2 separate regions of the Homo sapiens genome follow, and region 1 is linked to region 2. Evidence: chromatin loops called from intact Hi-C (ENCODE). Cell type or tissue: natural killer cell. All regions are shown on one strand.

Region 1 (2,500 bases), 290 kb before region 2:
TCTTACAGCTTTTTTATAGAATGTTAGCATAGAAAACCGTGTCAGGTCTGTCCCTGGGGTCTCTGTAGTCGTGGAGAGAGGCCAGTCAGTATGGCTTCACTTATCTGATTGACAAAGATCTGTACTCTCTACTTTCTGATAACAAAAATGAAGGAATGGTCAGCCACGATTAGAAATCCACTGATCCTTTACTTTTGAACTATTTTCACTTTTCTTTAATGTTATGTTTATGTCATTTCTCAACCTTTCTTTGTTTTTCCTCAATACACAACAAAGCATTCAAAGCAATGAAGTATACCTATCCAGAAGATAAGCACTTGCTAAGGCCCTATTGTCCTATAATATATGGATAGCAAATCAAGCAGACCTCTCCATGTTAGTGACAAATTAATCCAGATTCATTCTAACTTACATTAGATATCATTCTATTGTGCCTTTGATTGTGGCACCAATCTGTAGTCACCTCTGTAGTACTACCGAAATAGAGTTTTCATATCTATAAAACTGAGAATTAAATTATACAACCTGATGAATTCATCTACAGGAAAACTCCTATATATTTTTTGATGTCTGAATTTCTGGTTTTTGCTTTTCCAAATTTTATTTTCACAATGTCATATACCTATGAGCACTGTTAGAATATGCTTTGGACCAACCCCTGAAAAGAATAAAAGCATTACTCATCCTATGTGTTTTTTCCAAAGAAATGAAAATGTACTTAAAATTTTTAAGTAAACAGTGTACTATAAGGGAGACTTTGCTTTAATATATGGGGGTTAATAGATTTTTTCTAATCACATTTCTATCTTATTCCATTTTCCTTTAAATGGGTGGGTACACTTGACAGCCCTGAAAAGTGAGGCACTAATAGTAGTGTCAGGGGCCAAGAATTGAACAAGCTTTCCTACATCACCCCTGTGTCTCACCCAGAGCTGTACCAAATGTTTAATTTTAGTCTTTGGCTCAATGCCAAACACCTGGAAATGGCATCCAGCCAGAGATGAACACAAAGCTAAACAGTGGGTGAGCAAGTACATATGTCTTTTCTTATTTTCCCGTTTTTCAACTATTAGGTAAATAAGGTAGTTATTAGGTAAATAAGGTAGTTATTAAATGATGACTTCTGCAAAGCCTGCAATTTTAGTGTTCACATTTCATCTTACCAACACTGACCAGTCTTCTCAGCAAGCAACATTTTTATAATATCTGTATGAAAACCAGTTTGACTTCCTACTCAGTGCCATCTTTGAGGAGGGATTTCAGCCTGTTGTCTTCTTAGACTAGAATGTACATAAGAAGCATGTCAGATGCCAAGTTTGTTGAAATGCAAACTTTGTCACTGGTAAGTTTTCAGTCGCTGATATTTCTGCGTGGGCACATCCCTCCGCACTTGTTCATGTCATAGCACTCAGGACTCCTGACTCCATTTCTGCACCCACAGAAACCACATTTCCTCTCAGTCCTTCTCACTTCACCAATCCACAAACCCTTTAACTACCCCTGAAATACGGAGATATTTCCCAACATCTCCACAAATATAACAGAAAGCTTTTGTGGTCTCATGTAACCAAACTTATAACCATATGCACGCCTTCTTTGACCAAGAAAATCACTCATCTTTCTAGTGTGTCCAATTCAAGATTCTTTGCAATAGACCATGGTACATGGAATTTGAAGGCCAAATCCTGGTGCTATGGATTTCAAGGGAAGCAGGCACATATACAAAAACAATGAAAGCAATGCTACATTTTGTCTAATGCTTTATCTTTTTAGGTATATATAGTTTGTTTACTTTTTTATAAAGACGCTAAATTTTGCTTTCTCTTTGAAATAAACATGTGGCTATTTGGTACAACTTTCTGGTCTCAGAAAGTTGTACGTGTACATGATTTAAAATGAAATTGAGTGATGTAATTACGCTTTCATGAGCCATAAGCATTCCTAAAGAATCCTACATAAATCCATAAAGTAGTAAAAGGTAGTTTTGATTATTAGTAACAAACTTGCCATTTAAAAATACTGTTGTATATTGTATTAATACCTTTTGTGCACCTTTTCAGGTTTTCTTAGTTGTATCTGTCCTGTTCCAGACACCAACTTGACCACCTGATCTGTGAGGGCTTAGGTGCAGCATGACAGCACTTCACCCCAAGAATCTACCTCTCATTTCCCACTTGGGGCTATTCTGTTGACACCTCAGCTTGGGACCAGGAATAAAATCCACTCTCCATTTACACATGTACCACCCAGAGTGTGGGAAAGTTAACACCCTCTATCAGTTTGTTAAGGCTGCCGTAACAAAAGACCACAGGCTGGGTGGCTTCACTATCAGAAATGTATTTTCTCACAGTTTTGGAGGCGAGAAGTCCAAGATTAAGGTGTCAGCAGGTTTGGTTTCTTCTGAGGCTTCTCTCCTTAGTTTGCAGATGGCCACCTGGTCTTTCCCTCTTGCATACAAACCCCATGGTGTCCCTCTGTGTGTCCACATTTCCTCTTTTTA
Region 2 (2,500 bases):
GACTGTCTTCAAAGCTTGGACAGATAGCTTAATAAACAATCACAAAAGGATAATAAAAAGTATTATATGAATACTTATCAAAGATAATCTTCTGATTTATCAAATCAACAGACTGAACGAAAAGAAAGGCTTAATAAAAGTTTAGTGGGCACTTACTGAATGTATAGTGAATGAGAGAATGAATGAATGAGTATAAGATGGCAAGTGATAAATAGCCTTTTTTTCTTTAAGGAAAGGATAGGAAATCTCTTTAACCTTCCTTATTTCTACGTTAATTCTCTGAAAGGAAATGTCTTCTTACAATAAAACTGTGACATCACTGATCGTCAATAAATGTTTGTTTTGTAAACTTTGAATAATTAGGGGAAACAGGAATATAGCAAAATATTTGAAGATAGTTTAAATTACAAATAAGCTATTTTAAAGTCTATATAGATGTGTTAAAGATGTTCATTTTTATAACTTAGAACAACTGTTACAGAAATAAAGCTCAAATAATCTCACCATAAAATTCCTTAGTTACAAATATAGTGATATCAGATTTATAAGAAAATGTTAAAAGGACTTTGAATTTGCTAAAAAGAGTAGTATATTTTGAAATGTATTGAATAAAAGTGATGATATATTACATAAATGATCAATTAAAAAGATTTTTAGTATTCAGAATTATATATTTCCTGGATAAAACTGTGTTTTGTTTTCATTATTTTAATGCTCACAAGACACACCTCGGATTCGATTTGCAGTATACATAAAATGTAAGGGGGAAAAAGACCTCCATGTCTAGAGGTATTGCAAACTTGCAAAACACATTAATAGTACAGTTAAAACAGAATGTGTTAACCTGTCTTCTGAGGTTACCGCACAAGTGTTTTAAAAGTTTTGTTTTGCTGTGGTTTTAAAGCTTAGTGTGTAATCTCTCTACCACTGCTTCTAACGGACAAAAAAAAAAAAAAAGAAAAAGAAAAAGTTACAACTCAAATTCTGTAGTAAACCACAGGGCAGAGGCAAGGGGTTCTCAGCCCATTCCTTAACAAACTTGTTGCTAGTCCTGTCTGCACCATCCTAACTCGCCTATGTTCCCCAGGCACTGAGCCAAAAGTATCATTTTACTGAGTGAAGAAAAAAGAGTTTCATTCTTCCAATCTTGTACTACTTTCACCTCAACCTTGCAATCTTGTTTTTCCACATTTTCTAACTATTGAAATGAAAGCATTCCCCCCAAAATATTAATAAAGAATAGGGAAAGGAAGAGAATGGGAAGGAGGTGTTCTCTTCTAGATAGTACGCAGAGTACGAGGCACTATTTTAAACACTGATAAGGGCACGCATAGAAGCAGGGACTCTGCTTGCTGCCAGTGAATTCAGGTAATGTATCCATTGTTCCAAATTGCTATGGTCTGGTGACAGGAACCCCAACTAGAACAAGCTTGCCCTGCATTTTCTTTTGCATTTAGATGCCAACTTTGATAAGGTCACGCCTTAAAAGATCCACATAGCATGCAACACACAGATAGCAATAAAGCCTTCAGCCATTCCCATACTCAGATAAGAATGTAAAAAGAAGAGGAAATCAGAAAGACATTCACATATATGAACAGATTTACAGGGCCAACCCATTTATAACTACACCTATCTAGATCCTTTCACACACCAGGGACCTATGTGGAGCCAACAACAAAGGTACTCCAGAGATTCCCTCCCCTCCCAGGCCCCCATGCTCCTATCCCAGAATTTTCTCAAAGGAGCTCATTGCTTTCCCTCACTGGCTTCCTTTGAGTAGTGTCAAAAAGACTTCCCTTAATGCTTTGACTGCTTCTTTCAATTCCAGGGACTCCCTGAAATGTCCAATTTATTCCCCTGACCCTCCCAAAAGGTTTGACTCCTCTTCTACTGCAAAGCTCTCCCTCATGAGCTACCCACAGAAACCAGTTCCCTAGACTGCCTTCCCTCCCAATCATAGCCCGAAGATCCAATCCTCTTCTCCCTTGCTGTTTTCCTTTCCAACTGTTCCCAAAAGTACCTAACCTGACATCATTATTAGTGAAAATACACCAGAGGTTTTGGGGGAAGGGAGGAATACCATTAGAGCAAAGGAAAAACACACATGCACATACAGTGCAGGAATGATGTTCTCATTCCTGGACTGGTTTTCTCTTACCTTTGTCTATACACAATACGTCACCTCTGACACACTCAAACATTCCCAAAAAGCTTGATTAAATGATTTTATCTGGCGTATTTAAAGAAGTGTAGTGTGTGGGGGGGGAAGGGGGGGGTGGTATGTCAGTATATTACATTTTTTTCCTAACAAAAACATCGAAACATACCAATTTATAAAATTGTGACCAAAATCAAAACACAAGTGCAAAGATCCTTTTTAAATTTGTGATTATCAAATGCTACAAATCAGAATTCTGCAAACAAACAAAAATCAAAGAACTTCTTCAGCCACGACTATTGATAGGGTAACATCATGCTTAAAACTTCTCTTGTGAAA

Evidence for each region. Peaks named below come from ENCODE experiments on the same cell type or tissue, not always from the same donor. Only the 100,000 strongest peaks of a DNase experiment are listed, where the experiment ranks them.
Region 1: a loop joins it to region 2, with 3 times the contacts of the local background. A loop is called at or near these places in 1 of 110 quality-filtered maps.

What each region holds. Positions count from the first base shown.
Region 1 is chr2:212,814,176-212,816,675 of GRCh38, forward strand. The region is part of intron 2 of LINC01878 (long intergenic non-protein coding RNA 1878); the gene reads left to right. Among named protein-coding and RNA genes, the nearest start is that of LINC01878, 20 kb to the left of the region's middle. In natural killer cell, no CTCF peak of the experiment used is centred here; a DNase peak (open chromatin) is centred at 1,446; H3K27ac peaks cover 1,723 bases.
Region 2 is chr2:213,103,320-213,105,819 of GRCh38, forward strand. The region is part of intron 4 of IKZF2 (IKAROS family zinc finger 2); the gene reads right to left. Among named protein-coding and RNA genes, the nearest start is that of IKZF2, 47 kb to the right of the region's middle. In natural killer cell, no CTCF peak of the experiment used is centred here; a DNase peak (open chromatin) is centred at 962; H3K4me3 peaks cover 696 bases; H3K27ac peaks cover 1,971 bases.